Linked DNA regions of Homo sapiens: region 2 is linked to region 1. Evidence: chromatin loops called from intact Hi-C (ENCODE). Cell type or tissue: A673. All regions are shown on one strand. Each heading gives the region's core, and the rest is flanking DNA. Links, peaks and the distances in the headings are about the cores only.

Region 1 (9,070 bases), core at 601-8,600:
TGGAAATTGCTCAGGGAGTCTGAGGGGCAGGGATCAGAGCCATTTCTACTAGCTGGAAAACTGACATTCTAGGCCACTCAGGGCTTCCTGGGGACAAGTGTCAGGAAGTGCTTAGCCCCATTGATCCTGGCTGCTGTGCTGGGATTCCACAAGGCTGAAAACCTGACTATCCTCCTTTCAAGACTTTGGCCAAGAGCTTGGTGAAGGCAAGGAGAAGTTCTGGAACTGAGTGGGTCTGGGGCAGGACATGGACTGGAAACACTTCTGTGTTTCAGGCACTTTATGTAAACATCCTCATTTATCCATAAAGGTATTTGTGAATAAGGTGGGAAACCTTATTTTCATTTTATAGACGAGGACACAGAGGCTCAGATAAATCAAATGACTTAAGTTCACCGGCCAGTATATGCCTGTGTCAGGAAGTATATTCAGGTCTTCCACACTCTTCCACTAGACCCTTCTCGGTGCTACCGATGGCTGGCCCTCCAGGAGACTATCTGGCATCCTGCCCCGTGCCCATCCCCAGGGGAGGAGCTTTGGATCTTTGTGGACACAGGCTTAGAGAGCTCCATCACCACTTCCACGGTGGGGGATGTGCATGCCATTGTGTTACTCTGCCTGCTTTCTGGAGCACCCCTAGCAGCTACTTCTGGACCCCAATTTCAGTGTCTTGCCTCATGCTCAGGCTGCATGCCTCCTGCCTCTCTCACATGGGCTTTCCTTCCTGCTGCAGAGGCACATGATGCTGCAGGACTTGCTGGGTGTCCACACACAAGACCTGGCTTGCCCAGCCAGGCATGGAGAGCAGTGACCTGCAACCACTCGCAGACCTGCCTCCCATGCTGTGTGGATATGGCTTCCCCAGGGCTTCCCTGGAAGTGTAGGTGAGTTAACGTCCTATGGAGTGACTAATGAGAGACAGCAGATGGGACTGATCTGGATGATAAATTCTCTATTCTCAGCCTGATGGGCTATTCTGAGATGTGGTCTTTCCAGATAGTCCCCCTGGAGAGGTCCATCATGCCCATGCTGTGTATTCTGGTGGGCAGTGGCCAGGGAGCTGCCTGGATTTGCTTTCCCCATCTTCACTTCACACACCTCTCATGCAGCAGCACTTTGTACTTGCTTCCCCTCTTCCCATTCTTCACTTTCCTTTTTCCTTCAGTTTTATTTCCCTTAGATTGCAACTCCCTCACTCTAATAAAGTGTTAGCATGCAACTTTTACCCAGAGTTCTGTTTTCTAGGCAACACAGGCTAAGACAATAATAACAGTAAGAATAATTTTTTTTACCACATATTGAGTTTACTACGTGAGTTACATCATCTCACTGAATCCTTGCACAATCTCTATGAAGAAGGTACTATTATTATCACCATTTTAAAAACAAGAAAATGAAGTATCAGAGATGTTAACCCATTTCCCCTTGGCCCCAAGAATACTCGCCAGCATGCTTGCTGCTGCATTGTTTACCCTGAGATAACTCATGGATTGCAGTCCTAACTTTACCCCCAAAGTTTACCACCACAAAATATCTCGCTTTTATTATTATTTTCACATCACTCTAGTCTATCAACTTTGGAAACAAAAGACAACATTATATTAATGGCATTCTGTTTTTAGTAGTGGTCTTTCCATTTATGAAATTTCCATTTATGAAATAATTCCTGATTGCTGAGAATGTCAAATCCTAGAAAACGTAGCATTCCTACATGTGATTTTTTTTTTTCTAAATGGGAACATGCTCTGGTCACACGAAATGTAAGTGGCAAAGTGAGGATTTAACTCAACTCATCTGTTCAACTCCAGAACCTGAACTCTAAACCACCCTTGAATAAAGTTGCCTTTAACCTTGAGAGATAGCAAGGAAACAGCAGTCTCTGCAAGAAGCCACCTTCAGGAGACTCCCAAGGATTCCCAGGAAGCCCAGGGAGAACCTCAGGGGAAAGCTCTCAGATACTCACGTTGTAAACGCTGGGTTGTATTTGGCACCTCGGTAGTAAGAGTACAGGTTGAACATCCCAATCATGAAGGCCACAAATACCATGATGAAAATGACCATGAACTTGAAGATATCTTTCACAGTTCTCCCTAGCGAGATCTGCAGGGGCCCAAAACTCTCGTTGGCTGGCAGAATGTATGCAATGCGAGAGAAGCTCAGCACGACGGCTATCGCGTAGAGCCCTTCCGATATGATCTGAGGGTCTGAAGGCCACCACTTGTCCCTGGCTAAAAGAAAACAATCTGGGTTACTCACGAGGCCACAGGATCTATTCTAGAAGAGAAACCAGTTAGGCATCTTTAGAGGTCTCCAACTGCATCATTTGCCATTCTTGTCCTTGTCCTTAAATTAATCCCAATATCCAGAAGTTGCCACCCTCCCTCTTGGAATGTGCTGGACCATCTGCCTGGAACACTCTTCTCTCACTTCGAAGTATGATTCATTCCTAATCCTCCTCTAAGACTCTGCTCAGGCATCACCTCTTTCAGGAAGCCTTCTGTGATCCCCCTTACCCCCACCACGGGCTGGGCAGGTTCCCAGTTTCCGTCTGTGCTCTCATTGTATCCTGTACACCCTCCATGTCTTGGCACTCACCAGGCCACTTGCTATTCTGTCTCCCTCACCAGTGTTTAGCTCCATGCTCAGGAGCTGTCCCACTCACTGGGGAGGCAGCGCGAGGAATAAGATGGGCAAGAGCATGGACTTGGGAGTCAGACATCCCTGAGGCTGAATGTGGCCCATCCACCTACTGGCCACATGACTCTGAGAGACAACTAACTAACCTTTTGAGCTTTATTTTCCTCCTCTCTAAATTATGGATAATATCCATTTCACAGGACTGTGGAGAGGATGAAATGAAATCATACATGTAAAGTGCTCAGCACAGGGTCTGGCACACAGCAGGTACAGATAAGTGTTTGTCAAATGACTGAATAGACTTTTAACCACAAGTTTAGACCAGACACAGGTCAGAACAAATAAGCTCACATGGGGACCAGGAATCTAAAGGATCTTGCCTGAAAAAATACTCTTGGGTTTTGTTCCTCAGGTACTGTGTGCTGGGATATTGCTCCTTGATTAAGCTAAGGCCCCAAAGTGGTGACCAGTCAGGCAGGTTTGCCACGACAGCCCTGTTCCAGGTAGGCAAGGGTCCTAGGACTGATCCTGAGCTGGGAAGGCTCTGCTTGTGGTCACTGTGACCACAAGGGCCTGAGCTCTCCTATGGGTATTTCTGCTGCAGAGCAAACCTGCAAAGTGTTCCTATTGCAGTTCTAATGGTACAAGGAGCAGCACCTATCACGAATCAGCTGTCTATTACATGTCAGTGATTCTCAAGTGAGGGCAGCACTTCTCTCATGGAGGATGTGTGGCGGTGTCTCTGGTTGTCAAAGTGACTGAATAGGAGTACTACTGGGATGCTAATGTCCTGCAATGCTCCAGACAGATCTGTACAATGAAAACTGCCCTGCTGGAAAAGCTAATAGTGTCCCTATTGAGAAATGCTGAGTGAAATATTAATTGAGAAGCATTGAGAAACCTAAATTAGCACTTACACTTACATTAGCTGTAATTTTCACAACAGCCCTGTAGAGTAGATATCATTATTGCCATTTTTAAGATTGGATTTAGGGTATGGGGTCCTTTTCAGAGACCGGTAAATGCAGATAGCAAGGATATTACATAGCAATTCGTGGCATTCCAAGGGAGATTGAAGAGGAAGGCTTTTATTCTTTATTTTCAAAACTAGACTCTGTTAAATAATTATAATAATAGAGAGCAGTAAGAAACCTTTAGTAAAGGAAGCCAGGCCACAAAGTTTCATGGAGTGATTCTAAATTGCATTTGGAAATATAATAACATTACAGATTCTATGTTCTCATCAAGGTCATACCTCAAAAAACCATGAAAGACTAGTAAGCAGAATAAATTACATGTTTTCCAATATATCTGTCATCTTCTATGGATAAATATTTGGATAAGATAAAATAAGACATAACTTCTCCCGTTAAACAGAAGGCAAAAAGGAATTCTTTTTTTCTGCGGCCTCTAGCTCACCATCTTAAACCTCAGTCACAATAACAAGACACTCTTATAATCTACTCAGATAGATTTAGCTGTTGTCAGATCCTGGTGACTAGGTCAGGACTTATATTGAAAAATATTATATTTCAACTGACTTGTAAAGAGTTGTGATGAGTGTAGAATGAACAGCACTGTGATGATTTGGACAAAGGGGTTTTCTCCTTAGAGCTATTTCCAAGAGAAAAATTGCCCTATCACAACCTGAAAAATTGTTATCTGCGCATTTGGTGCTGTAGAGGTTGGAAGGAGCCACCGTCCAGCTGGCCACAAGAGGGCTCTCCTGCCCTGTAACTGGAGCACAAGTTAAGCCAGAAATCCAAAGGATTTCCAAGGGCACAGCGTGAACCGCAAATACAAGAGCAATAACGTACTATGCTTTGGGTTGGGTGAGACCTTAATACAACCCATAAAGCAACAGAAGTCAGAAGTGGACAATACTGCAGCCTGAATCCTGGCATTAAGAAAAGTACATAATGCAGCATCAATATTCTCTCTTCCTTCCTTGATGAACCCTAACAAGACAGAGGATAATATCCAAGCTATTTTGCTTTAAGAAAGTCTGAATTTGCCAAACCCCAAAATGGCAGAGGGTGGGTGGGTGGATGACTTGTAATACTACAAGACTCTCCATTTCTCAATGGAGATTTCCCTACCACATTTACATGTAACATAATCTACACTGAAAACGGGCAGTTACTCAACTTTTGCGTTAAGCGAACAACCCTCTGCAGATCATTGTTGTACCTGACCACAGAATCATTGTTGTATCTTACCATAAAGATTCTGTGGTCCCGGAGCCATCTGGCTTCATGTAACAGGGACATTCAACACTCAATCCCTTCAAGATGTTGTAGCTACCATTAGCAATTGCCTACTAAGTGTCCAGCTGCTTTTTACTGTTAACAAGTATCTACTGTTCCTTCAACTTTCAACATCTTTCTGTTTCAGTACAGAAATTACAGTGTTTGAACAAGAAAATGACCCAAAAGGTAGTAGTAAGACATAACTTATTTTAAAATAAGTAAGCAGATAATAGCTGCTACCATTAAGTGAGCATTTACTATTTTCACAGCAGAGTGCAAAGCGCTTCACATACACTATTTTATTCAGCCCTCAAAACAAACTTTTTGATGTAGGTATTATTATCTCTGTTTTACATATGAGAAAAAAGAGCTCAGAAAAGTTAAGTAAACAAGATCTCACAGTAAACTACCGAACTAGGATTTGAATCCAGGTCTCTTCTACTCCAAAGCTTGGGGACATAACCACTATGCTATTCAGCATGATTTTCAAATCATGTCAGGCCAGGATTCCCTGCTATACAAGGCAATCCTGTATTTTCTGGAAACATTATAAGCCCTGCTATAAAAACCTGATTCTTCATGTTTAAAATAGGGACAAAAGAAGGACCCTTTTTTGCCGGGCTATTTGCAAGAATTAGAATTGTGTGTATAAAATGTCTACACAATTCCTGGCACATAGTAGGTTCTCAATAAACATATGTTATAACTATTATTAGTATTCCTAAAGTCTCAATCTACTACATCAAACTGTAAGCCTTTGCATTTTGCAAGAATTAAGGTAATTAAGGTATCTTCTAAGAATGTATCTTGCCACCAAGCAATAACTAGGAAAGCAGGATTTATTTTTGCACAAAACACAGGGATCCAATATAGAAGGAAAATTCTTCCGCATATACATATCCCTTTAGCGCTCCTGGATGCACATCAGAAACAAGACGTTTCTTAAAAACAAACAAACTACAGAAATGTTCCCAAGGGCCTTTCAGAAACAAATTCACCCTTAACACAAAAAGATTCATTTCTCAAAGTCACTAATTCCACGTTCTATTCTGCTGGCTACACTTCCAGGACCAAGGGTTTTTTTGAGGTGGAAAGGATGCTCTGCACTGACAGTGGAACTGCCAAAGTCGGCTGTGTTACAAATCATGGGCCACTTGATTACAAATAGCGTTACAAGTTCACCAGCCACAGTGAAGCACCAGGCCCACGTCCCGGAAGCGCCAAAATGGAGTAGGGGAAGCACTCTCCGACTCACCGTAGGTGAAGTATGCCACTTCCGGCGGAAGCGAGACATTGTGCAGCGTGTCGTCCTGCACGTGCTGGTCCACGTACAGCTGTGCCTCCGTGGCCTTCAGGAAGGCCATGAAGCGTGCTGTGAAGGAGGCCACGAAGATGGACAGCATCCCGAAATCTAGCAGGTTCCACAAGTGCAGCACGTACTCCCGTGGCCCCTCCTCCCAGATTTCCTTGCATTCGGACCAAATCATTCCTGTGGGAGAAGGAGAAGGCCAGGCTCACTTTTCGTTTCTCTTGGCATTTGTGACCGCATGAGGTCATGGAGGGAACCAGAGTACAAATGTAAATATCAGCTCTTTGGAGCTGGGACCGTCGATAGCCAGAGGCAGACAGAAACGTGTTTTCAAAGGCAGATTTAGACCCAGGAGACTCAGAGACTTGGCCTTGTGCTTACGAACACACTGTCTCTGCAAGTGAGGAGAGAGTTTTCATTCGTTGATAGATTCTTGGAGGGAATATAGGAGAAATACAGTTGCTGACATTTATACACTTTAAGAACTTTAAGAACTTAAAGAATCAATTAGTCCTAAATTAAATATAGGGAAACTGAGGTCCAGGAATTGTAAAGGGCTTTCTGAAGGTCCCCCCACTCCATGCCCCAAATTCTACAGAAATGCCCCAAGAACCTAGAACTATGGTTTTTTTTGGACATAGAACCCAGTTTTTTGTTTTGTTTTGTTTTGTTTTTAAATCCCAGATTAGAATGCTTCTGTATTTCTGTGTCATGAGCATTAATTTAGGGTTATTAGATTTTTTCTTACTCTTTCATAACTTATTGGATTTTAAAGATATATGTCCTCATTGTTACATACTAAACAATATAGAAGTATATAAACAAAATGTTACTAGTTTCCCCAGCCTTCCTCTAAGCCAGCAGCCCTTTTGGCACCAGGGACCAGTTTCATGGAAGACAATTTAACACAGGGTGGGGTTGGAGTGGGGGTGGAGGGTGGGATAGTTTCCAGATGAAACTGTTCCACCTCAGATCATCAGCCATGAGATTCTCATAGGATGGCAACCTAGATCCCTCACATGCATAATTTACAATAGGGTTTAGGCTCCTATGAGAATCTAATGCCGCTGCTGATCTGACAGGAGCTGGAGCTCAGGAAGTAATGCTGGCTTGCCCACCGCTTACCTCCTGCTGTTCAGCTCGATTCCTAACAGGCCACAGACTGGTACCAGTTGGCGGCCCAGGGGTTGGGGACCGCTGCTCTAAGCCATCCCTGTGAGGTAGCCTGAGCTAATAGTTGATGAGTATCCTTCTAGACCTGTACTGTCCAATACCATAGCCACCAATCATATGTGGATACTGAGCACTTGAAATGTGTCTAGTTTGAGATGTGCTGTAAATGTAAGGTACACACCAGATTTCAAACACTTACTATGAAAAAAGAATGTAAAGTATCTCATTAATAATTTTTTGCATCAGTTACATGTTGCAGTGATTAATATTTTGGATATGATAGGTTAAGTATGTTGTTAATTTCACCTATTTGTCTTTATAATATGGCTTTTAGAACATTTAAAATTATATAGCTCATGGTTGTTGCTTGCCCTGTATTTCTATTGAATAATGCTATTCTATACCTTCACATTTACTGATTACTAAATTATTACTATTTAAATTATTTTAAATTACCGGCATACCTTGTTTTATTGCACTTTGCTTTATTGTGCTTCACAGAGACTGTGTTTTTTTCAAATTAAAGGTTTGTGGCAACCTTGTGTTGGGAAAGTCTATTGATACCATTTTCCCAATAACGTGCTCACTTTTGGTCTCTATGTCATATTTTGGTAATTCTCACAATATTTCAAACCTTTTCATTATTATATTCATTATGGTTGGTCTGTGACCAGTGGTCTTTGTGATCTTTGATGTTACTATTGTAACTGATTGGGGGTATCATGAACCACTCCCATATAAGATGGCAAACTTAATCAATAAATGTTTTGTGTGTTCTGACTGCTCCACTGACCTGCTGTTTCCCTGTCTTTCCCTCCCCTCGGGCCTCCTATTCCCAGTATTTCAACAATATTGATATTAGGCCAATTAATAGTTCTACAATGGTTTCTAAGCTTTTAAGTGAAAGGAAGAGTTGCATTGCATTTCTCACTTTAAATCAAAAGCTACAAATGATTAAGGTTAGTGAGGAATGTGTATCAAAAGCTGAGATAGGCCAAAAGCTAGGCCTTTTGTGCCAGACATCTAAGTTCTGAATGCAAAGAACAAGTTACTGAAGGAAATTAAAAGTACTACTCCAGTGAACTCATGAGTGATTGATTAAACCAGCTATGGCATTCCCTTAAGCCAGTGCCCAAACCAGAGGAAGACCCTCACTCTCTTTAATTCTATGAAGTCTGAGAGAGGTGAGGAAGCTGCCAAAGAAAAGTTTGAAGCTAGCAGAGGTTCGTTCATAAGGTTTGAGGAAAGAAGCCATCTCCATAACATAAAAGTACAAGGTGAAGCACCAAGTGCTGATGCAGAAGCTGCAACAAGTTATCAGAAGATCTAGCTAAGATAATTGATAACAGTGGCTACAGTAAACCACGGATTTTTGATGTAGATTAAACAGCTTTATCTTGAAAGAAGATGCCATTTAGAACTTTCAGAGCTATAGAGTAGACATCAGTGCCTGGTTTCAAAGCTGTGTAGGGCAGGCTGACTCTCTTGTTAGGGACTACTGCGGCTGGTGACTTTAAGTTGAAGCCAGTGTTCATGTACCATTCCAAACCTAGGGCCCTTAAGAATTATGCTAAATTGACTCTTCCTGTGCTCTATAAGTGAAACAAAAAAGCCTGGATGACAGCGTATCTGTTTACAGCATGGTATACTGAATATTTTAAGCCCACTGTTGAGACTTACTGCTCAGAAAAAATATATTTCT
Region 2 (9,070 bases), core at 402-8,401, 170 kb after region 1:
GAGCTTTCCAATTATGCCATCTATAAATTTAGTGACATTGGCAAGAGAAGCAAAGAAAGAGAGTGTTTGCTTTGGCTCAGGGCTGATTTCCATCCTCTCACTCTGTCCCTCCTGCTGAGAGCTTCCCCATGGAGCATTTGAGGAAAGATAGGAAATAATCATTCAATGGTTACAATGGAGATTGTTGGTTTACGGAGCTAACATATGCTCCCATATGTACTTTCTTTATTGGAAGATTATACCTCATCAACTCATTTCCTTGTCAACCCAGGCAGAAACTAAAGTGCACCCAGATCTCATCAATAAAAGGGGCAAAATTAAATTCATCAAAGAAATGGATGAAACAGGGTCTGAAAGCACATGCCCAGGATCGTGGCTATGCTTGCACTAAGGCGAATATTCTGGCTACACTGGAAGTTGCTTTCCTTGAAGATGTCTTCTGATATTTATCTCAGTAAGGGTTTCTGCAGCTTTGTCTGTGTATCTCTTATATTCTAAGTTCCTTGAGCCTGGGACTGCATGTATATGTTACCCAGGAGGGCTTAAGAAATTCAAGAGCTCTCTGGATGAATGGACATGTTGGAGAGTGGGCATGCTTGGGTCAGGGCTTGTTGTGTGCCAGGCACTGTGCTCAGTTCACCATATAGGTGAGGATCCATGTAGGATCTCAACTCTTCCCGAGGCAGCAACCAATGTAAGTTGTGGCTCACAGAGAATCAGTAGAGAGGAGTAAGAGAATGAGCAGCTCTCATCCTCCCTTTGAAGAGGGTCCTAAGGCATGCAGTCCCAACAGCTGGCAGAAGGGATGCCCCAGCGGCCAGCCATCTTCTTCGCCATCCTGGTTGTTGAGTTCTGAACCTTATCGTTAAACAATAGTCAATTCCACCAACAGATGTCATGCCCTGAGATAGAAATGGGTACTAAAATGAGAAGCAGGAGGCCAGTGAGTGTGGGCACATTTTGGATGACTGCACAGGGCAGACATAGTAGCTCTACCCTCCAGGCTGGTGTGTCATCTATGTCTGGGGGGCATGGAGCTTAATGCCCACTGGGCATCAGGCACAAGTTGGTGTATCTGTTAGATCAGGAAGTGAGCCAGCCGAAATTCTCATTGCACCAGGCACTAAGGAGCCTCCTGGAGAGAACTTATCCTAACGGCAGAGGAACCAGGCAGGGCAAACTTGAGAAGTGTCAAGTGTTATCCAATGAAAAGACCTTCTTCCTTGTTTATCTCTGATCTTGTGCTCTGTCTGATGGATGACTGAGGTCTGTGGTGAGCAGGCTGCTGGAGGGGGCTCTAAGGGAAGTGACCAAGGAACATTGCTTCTGGGCCCCTCTGAGAGCATAGGAACCCCGCCTCCAAGAGCATATAAACCATGCCACTCCCCACACACCTCTTCATGATCTTTTGCGATTTTGAGCACCCAGGGACCTCTCAGAGAGCAGCAGCATCTGGGTTTGGCACTGGGGCCTTCAGAGCCACTGATATGTCCAGTAGTATGGTGCTGCCCAGAGAAATGATGGCACCAGGGGAAGTAGAGGTGGAGCTCACAGGGTGGCCTTGACTCAAATCACATGGTAGTGTGGTCTCAATGGTGAGATTCTACTCTCCTGTGCCTGAAACTAGGTGAGTGCCCTCTTAATATTTCGCGCATTGTTGAATGCAGAACTCACCCTTTCTTGGCTGTTCATAATACAATAGTAGGTTTTTATCTCTTACTAATTTGGGTCCGGAAGTCCACTTCTTTATTTGGAAAGAAAAAATCGAAGCATTTTCAAAGAACTGATGTGCTGAGTTGGGCCATCATGTTTATTATATCATTTTCCCCTAAAGGCTTCAATTTACCAAAAACTGTACTTTAATACTTGATCATGCTGTTCCCTGTCTTAATTTTTTTTTAAACATAGCTGCATTTGCAGAGAACCCCTTGTGGATTAAGAAGCCTAGAAACATCCATGTTGGTATCTGCACTGAGAGGGTCCTCTGAATGCATCAGAGGTATGCATTGGTACTATATGGCAGGTACTATATATTTTTTAGAAGTTGGAGATGCTGCCATTTGAGGAGTTGAAGGCAATTTCCACATTTTTGAATGAACACTGCAACTTGTCTTTGGGGGTAGATCCTCCTACGTTTCCGCAAGCACTCTCTCCGGTGGGGTTGGGAGGGGCTTCCAGTCATGCAGATGTTGGGTAATTAAAAACCACCTCATTTTTCTTGGGGAAGCTCCCACATGTACCAAACAACAAAATGGAAGTCCTACAAACTGAGATTCTGAGTGTTCTGTTCTGAAAAGACAGCTGGTAATGCTGGCAGTGTGTCCTCTCTGAGCTGGAGCTTGTTCAGTTTCATTCTGTTTTGTTCTTACCTCTGTGTTTGACCTGCCCATGCCCAGTGTTAGAAAACACATGTGTCTTCTCACTCTGGCATCTGCTGACAGAAGAAGGGAGCTAGGACCAGATGAGGGCGAGAGGGGCACCTGTCTGAACTCATCTCTTTCCGGTGAGGAAAGACTATGAACAGGACCAGGGTCAAGCTTAGGCAGGGTAGATTGGACCATTGTTATAGTTCTTGGGCTGTTATTTTATTTATTTATTTTTTTGAGACAGGATCTGGCTCTGTCACCTAGGCTGGAGTGCAGTGGTACGCACGATCTCTGCTCACTGCAACTTCTGCCGTCCAAGCTCAAACCATCCTCCCACCTCAACCTCCTAAGTAGCTGGACTACAGGTGTGCACCACCACGCCCAGTTAATTTTTTGTATTTTTTGTAGAAACAGGTTTCACCATGTTGCCCAGGCTGGTCTTGAACTCCTGAGCTCAGGTCATCAGCCTGCCTTGGCCTCCCAAATTGCTGGGATTATAGGCGTGAGCCACCATACCCAGCTTTGGGCTGTTATTTATTGTAGTAAAAAGCCAGATACTGTTGGGTTTTATGACTTTTTTTTCCAGGGTGCACTTGCGGGTGGCTTCCTGAGGAAGTAGAGGTTTCCATTGTCAACCTGAGAAGAAGTTAATTCTAGAGCAGGAGGGTTGCTGGCATTGGATAGAGGGTATAGAAGGACTATGTTCCTAATCTGGGGCCAAGAGTGCAGAGGGGCTTGGGAGACAATGTGCATGAAGATGTCTGGAGCATCCTGGTGGAGGCGATGAGTCAGGTCCCGCCATCGGGGACAGGCTGGGAGGTGCACAAGGACCAGCCTCTCTACACACTCTGTGTGAGGCAGAGCCCATGGGCCTTTGCAATGGCCAGCTCCAGGAGAATGGAGTTGCCTTTTGGGAAGATGTATGCTTCCCTAAATCTGTGCAATGAGAAATTGAAAAGCAAAATGTCCTCATCCCAAAGCTGGGATGATGTGGTCATCAGCAGCCAGACTAGGAAGAAGCAGCAGCTGTGTCTGGCCAGACAAGGAGGTCTGAGAGGAAGAGCCTGGAGCAATTACTGGGAATTTGCTAGAGAGATTTCTATAAACAGGGCTTAAATGCTAATCATTTAGGTATAAAAATAGTTACTTTGATGTGTGTCATGGGTTGGTGAGGATATGGATTCCTGGTTTCCATGGGGATCCCCACAAATCTCAACAATACGTTGTTTTTCTTTATAAAAATTAAAATTAATTATATTAGTGTGTGGGATTCATGCCAGGCCTGTGGAATGGAAAATGCAGGGAGTACTCTTTGGACCAGAAAGAAAAAGGCTGGGAGGGGTTAGGACTTATGTGCACAGGGTCAAACCTATGCAAGTGTAGACACAGGGAAATAAATTTGTTCTGTACACTTACACACACTGGCACTGGAGGGTGACAGGGCTGAGTCTGTCATTCTCCTTTACTGTAAACCATTGTTCCTGGGGCGGGATACCTACAGGGCTGACCACCAGGTTTTTAAAACAGAAAAGAGAACCCAACAGTGTGGCATTCTTCAAGATGATTTGATGGAAAATGTAAGAGATGAAAGGTTCAAACATTTTGCCTTTTCAGACTCTGGTATGAGGAATCAGTAAGAAAATGAAAATAATGGGTTTCTGAAATTAGCACTGAAGTCTGATTTTAGTCCAAGGTGAGATTCCAATTTCCTGTTACCTTGACCTGCCCCCACGACCTCAGTTTCCCCTCAGTGAAATGCCGGGTTATACTAAACGCCTGCTCCTTTGCAGTTGTGATGCTCTAGGCCTCTGCGATGGGGCTACCACTTGCCTGAGACTTGGTCTCTCAAATGGAGATGCTTAGCCTGCTGCCCTTGGCTATGCACACATTGGTGGCTTAAGCAGAGGAAGGCTGTCTTTCAGTCGCCAAGCATGACAAGGAAAAAGGCCTTCATTGCCTAGACAGCCTGCATGCCTGAAGGCCCTTTGCCACCCTGCAGCGCCCCCTGGTGTTTCTAGGTGTCATGCATAGGCATCCTCCCGAGTCCCTTGCATGAAGCCAGGAACCTATTCTATAACGCAGAGAATCCAAGTTGGGGGTGTCAGGATTGCTAGGTCATTTCTCTCTGCCCACCAGATAACAATATTAAAATCCCGGTTATCCCCAGTAGAAAACCAGAAAGGCGCATTAAGCATGAATGCTGTCATATTTCATTTCTGTGTTATACTGAATTCAAAGCACACAAAACATGAAAAGAACAGAACTTCTTTCTCTAGAAACAGCTATTTCTCATCAGCTTTAAATTAAAAGCATGTTCTGGGCAGTCCTTGGCCTTCGACAGCCTGCGTTCATATCAAGTTCTGGTTTACAAGCAGCTGCTGTGTGATTCTGGGTATAACAGTTATCTGTAATTGAAATCACCATAAAACAAATCCCCCCTTCACTGGTGGAGTCGGTAATCAACATCAGGAATGCAGCATTCAGGACCCATAAAATATGCAAGATTAATTTGCTGAACTCCGTTCAGGCTTCCAACAGCTCTGTCACCTGGGGCCAGAGGAGCAGCAAATTCATTCTGAACCTCCACTAGTTTCAAGATATCAAAAGTGGCCTCCTTCATGTCGCTGTCTTCTGCAGTGCGTCTCTGCCTTTGCAGATACTTTCTGGAAAAATCAAACAGTCTGCCAAGGTTATTTGGCTGTGGAGATGCTGAAGTGCTCCATCTAGTTCCTTTCTTCCCTCTTCATTTCTTCCCATCTCAGTAATCTTCCTGCAGACTTCTATAGCCCCAGACTAGGAAAAACAGAAGATCCTGACTTTGGTCAGTGCACCGGACATTCCTGCTTAGATATCATATCAAGGAAGAAGAAATACCTAATGGCAAAGCATTAGGATTTGAGTTAGGTCATCAGCAGCCAGACCAGGAAGACGGCTCAGTGGGTTGCAGTATCTTGCTCAGGCTCCCCCAGAAAGACTCCAGAGCTGGTTGTTGGTTGGGTTCTAGTAATGGTTAAACAGTGTGTAACAGGTGTCCACAGTACAGTCAGGCCCCTTTCCTCTTCGTATTTTTCATGCCCTTGCTACTCCAGCCAAATGAAGTGACTTGCAGTTTGCAGCATGACTGGTCACACTTTGCACCCATATTTTTGCACATGCTGCTGCTTCTCTCTGGCATGTCATGATCTAATCTGGTCTCGTTCCAGCTCTGCTTCTTGCTGCCATGTCTCCCTGAGCAAGTTGCTGTTCTTTGAGTCTTAGGTCCCATTTTAAAGAGAGAACCTTGATTGCCAAAATACCTTTTAATTCTTTTATACTTGGATTTTACAAGAAAGTCTGGGTAGACATTTTTAGGTTTCAACTTCCTCTGTTCAGTCTGGTCTGTTACTTTGTTACTTCAGCAATTTTCGATATTCCAAAAATCTTGTTGATGCCACTCTCCCCTTTTGCCTACTCTGTTTTCTTTGGGCTTGCATGTAATACATCCTTTGTTCCTTAACTATTATCTTCAAAAAGTTTTGAGAGTAGTCAATATCAACATACTTGTTAATTGCCATGCTTATCATGAAGACTCCCGACATTTCTTCTTTCAAATAAGGTGATACAGTAATAGTCTAATTATTACAGATGAGGAAATAGAGGCCCAGAGAGGTTTAGAAAATTGCCCAAAGCCACACAGGTAGTAAGTGGCAGTAGAAAGATTAGAATCTAAAGGTTGCCTTTTAATAAAACCCCTGTTCTTAGTGACTAGGTTGTGCTGTCATGAACACATGACAAATGTGTTCATCTGTCGATACTGTGAACTGGGCTCCTGTTTGTCCACCTTTACATGCTGCTCAGTTCTTAGCACACTGACAACACCAACATTCTGAGCTAAAAAACGAAACAAAACAAAACAAAAAACAAAAACAAAACCCAAAAAAACACATGGACCAGGCAAAGAGACCAAAGCAAAGGATATTCTCACAGGCCCTTGAGAGGCTGATTGCCGGCCTTTCCCCCTCAAGCGCCTGTCAGAATATCCTTTGCTTCAGTCACTTTGCCTGGTCCATGATATATTATGCACAGACAGAAGTGTGCCTTTTGTCATAATTTTAATTTCTACATATAAAATATATACTCCTGTGTCCCCCTGATGTGGTGGTTGAGATTACAGTGAGGAAGACAGTGTAGGGATTTTTTTCCCCCCAAGAACACACTATCATTTTTTTTTTTAAATTGAAATTTCTACTGATGCACTTATAGATTCACATACAGCTGTACAAAACAATACAGGGAGATCTTCCTGTGTGCCCTTTCTCGCTTTCCCTGGATAGTTACATCTTGCACTTTATTCATTCTTTTAGCTGCCTAAATATTATATTGACATATTTTCATTATCAAAGATTCAAATAATATGGAAGCATAAAGGAACAAACATGGAGGTCCTTCTTTAACCACCTGGCTCTTCTCCTGGGCTCTCTCTTCACCCCAGGTGCCACTTTATTCTGCTCTGACTTCTTCTTCCTTCACACTCCTTCCTTGTTTTGTTATGATGGCCAACATGATCCTGGGGCAGAGTGGGATCTGGGGATTTCTGGCTGACTCATCACCTTCAACACTCCGGGGAATCCGGCCTCTCTTCCATGATGATCATAGGTGGCATGGGCAACCTTTGATCTCAACTCTTCTTCTAATTATCTGGCATCTTTTCAATTCCTGTTGCCATCCTTTTCTCTGTACCCAGTCAGAAAGGAATAATTTCTATTCTACAATAGATACAATAATACATTTTCTATACCTGGTAATATTAATAACAAATAGTACAAATAATTAATTAGTAGAAGACAGATATTTTATTTGTTTTATTTGACAGATATTGCCAGACATTGTTCTAAGCACTTTATAAAATATTAATTCATTTAATCCTATAGCAACTCTATGAGGAAGGCATCATTAGTATTTTTACCTTGCAGGGGAGTATATGAGGCAGAGAGAGGTTAAGTATTTTGCCCAAGGTCACACGCAGCTAGTAAATGATGGAGACAGGATGCAAACCCATCAGTCTGGCTCTAGAGTCTGTGCTCTTAACCCCTTATCAGACTCACTGAGAGTTGGAAGGTTCACCCCCTTTCCTTCCCTTCCCTTCTCTCCCCTCCTCTCCCCTCCCTTCCCCTCCCCTTTTTTAATATTGACACATTCCCCCAACATTGACACCTATCTTGCAGGCTATAAATATGTTCTAATATTTAAACCTTGAAAAGGCACATACCCTAACTTATCATTTGTCCCTGTGCACTGTCTCAAGCTCCTACCCCATCTCTCTCTTTCCTATGCTATTTCCTACAAGCCTGGAAAGACTCTTCTATAACTGCTGTCTCAATTCCTCATCTAATTCACCCTTGGGCTCACCGCAGTCAGAGCTTCTATCTCAGTCACTCAGTAGAAGCTACTCTGCCATGATCAAAACTGTCATTTCCTTTTATCTCTCCATATATTGATGTGATTAATTATATTAATGCATTTCCTACCATGGAAACATTCTGCCATTAACATCAGTTTTCATTATTTAAACTCAGTGCTGGATTCCATTTGCTAATATTTTATTTATGACTTTGGTTAGTATCAGATGGACAGACTCCTTTTTGAAACTCGGGAAACATAGGAAGTTCTTTCTAGTTCATTTAGTTTCCTTGTTAATTTATAGGGGTCAGTTTCCTTGTATAAATGGTTTTACTCTGTATGTAGTTCATGTCTCTCCCCATGGGATGTCTACCATTTACCGTTTAAAAGGTAAACAGCTTTCTGCCTGTGGATGACACTGAGGAAATATTGTTAAAGTCCCTCTTCTGACTGTCATTGTGTCTAAGTCAGAGTCTCCTAAAGAGGCTGAACAGCTGCAGAAGCTCTCCATCAAAGAGTTGGGCTTTGAAACAACCGATGAATGTATGAGGAGCCATTTTGAGCAATGGGGAACGCTCACGGACTGTGCGGTAGTGAGGGATCCAAACACCAAGCACTCCAGGGGCTTTGGGTTTGACACATATGCCACTGCGGAAGAGGAGTGGATGCAGTCATGCATGCAAGGCACACAAGGTGGATGGAAGAAACACGGAACCAAAGAGAGCTGCCTCAAGAGAAGATTCTCAAAGACCAGGTGCCCACTTAACTGTAAAAAAGATACTTGCTGGTGGCTTTAAAGAAGACACTGAAGAACATCACCTCAGAGATTATTTTGAACAGTATGGGGAAATTGAAGTGATTGAAATCATGACTGACAGAAGCAGTGGCAATAAAAGGGGTTTTGCCTTTGTAACCTTTGATGACCATGACTCTGTGGATAAGATTGTCATTCAGAAATACCATCCTGTGGGAATGGCTACAACTTTGAAGTAAGAAAAGCCCTGTCAAAGCAAGAGATGGCTAGTGCTTTATCCAGCCAAAGAGGTCAAAGTGGATCTGGAAACTTTGGTGGTGGTCGTGGAGGTGGTTTTGGCAGGAATGACAACTTTGGTCATGGAGGGAACTTCAGTGGTCATGGTGGCTTTGGTGGCAGCCCTGGTGGTGGTGGATATGGTGGCAGTGGGGATGGCTATAATGGATATGGTAATGATGCAAGCAATTTTGGAGGTGGTGGAAGCTACAATGATTTTGGCAATTACAACAATCAGTCTTCAAATTTTGGACGCATAAAGAGAGGAAACTTTGGAGGAAGAAGGTCTGGCCCC

Evidence for each region. A loop is a pair of places that touch in the nucleus more often than their neighbours do. Peaks named below come from ENCODE experiments on the same cell type or tissue, not always from the same donor. Only the 100,000 strongest peaks of a DNase experiment are listed, where the experiment ranks them.
Region 2: a loop joins it to region 1, with 7 times the contacts of the local background. A loop is called at or near these places in 54 of 110 quality-filtered maps.

The regions. Positions count from the first base shown.
Region 1 is chr5:136,245,508-136,254,577 of GRCh38, forward strand. It overlaps TRPC7 (transient receptor potential cation channel subfamily C member 7), which reads right to left. Exons shown (of 12, transcript NM_020389.3): 6 at 6,142-6,375; 7 at 1,964-2,228. All of the region lies in intron 1 of TRPC7-AS2 (TRPC7 antisense RNA 2), which reads left to right. Among named protein-coding and RNA genes, the nearest start is that of TRPC7-AS2, 23 kb to the left of the region's middle. RefSeq lists an enhancer at 5,697-6,197 and a silencer at 5,880-6,080. In A673, for the core only: a CTCF peak has its summit at 4,353 (motif pointing right); a DNase peak (open chromatin) is centred at 4,374; H3K27me3 peaks cover 5,018 bases.
Region 2 is chr5:136,420,689-136,429,758 of GRCh38, forward strand. It overlaps the pseudogene HNRNPA1P13. Among named protein-coding and RNA genes, the nearest start is that of TRPC7, 60 kb to the left of the region's middle. In A673, for the core only: CTCF peaks have their summits at 4,391 (motif pointing left) and 4,591; a DNase peak (open chromatin) is centred at 4,353; H3K27me3 peaks cover 5,007 bases.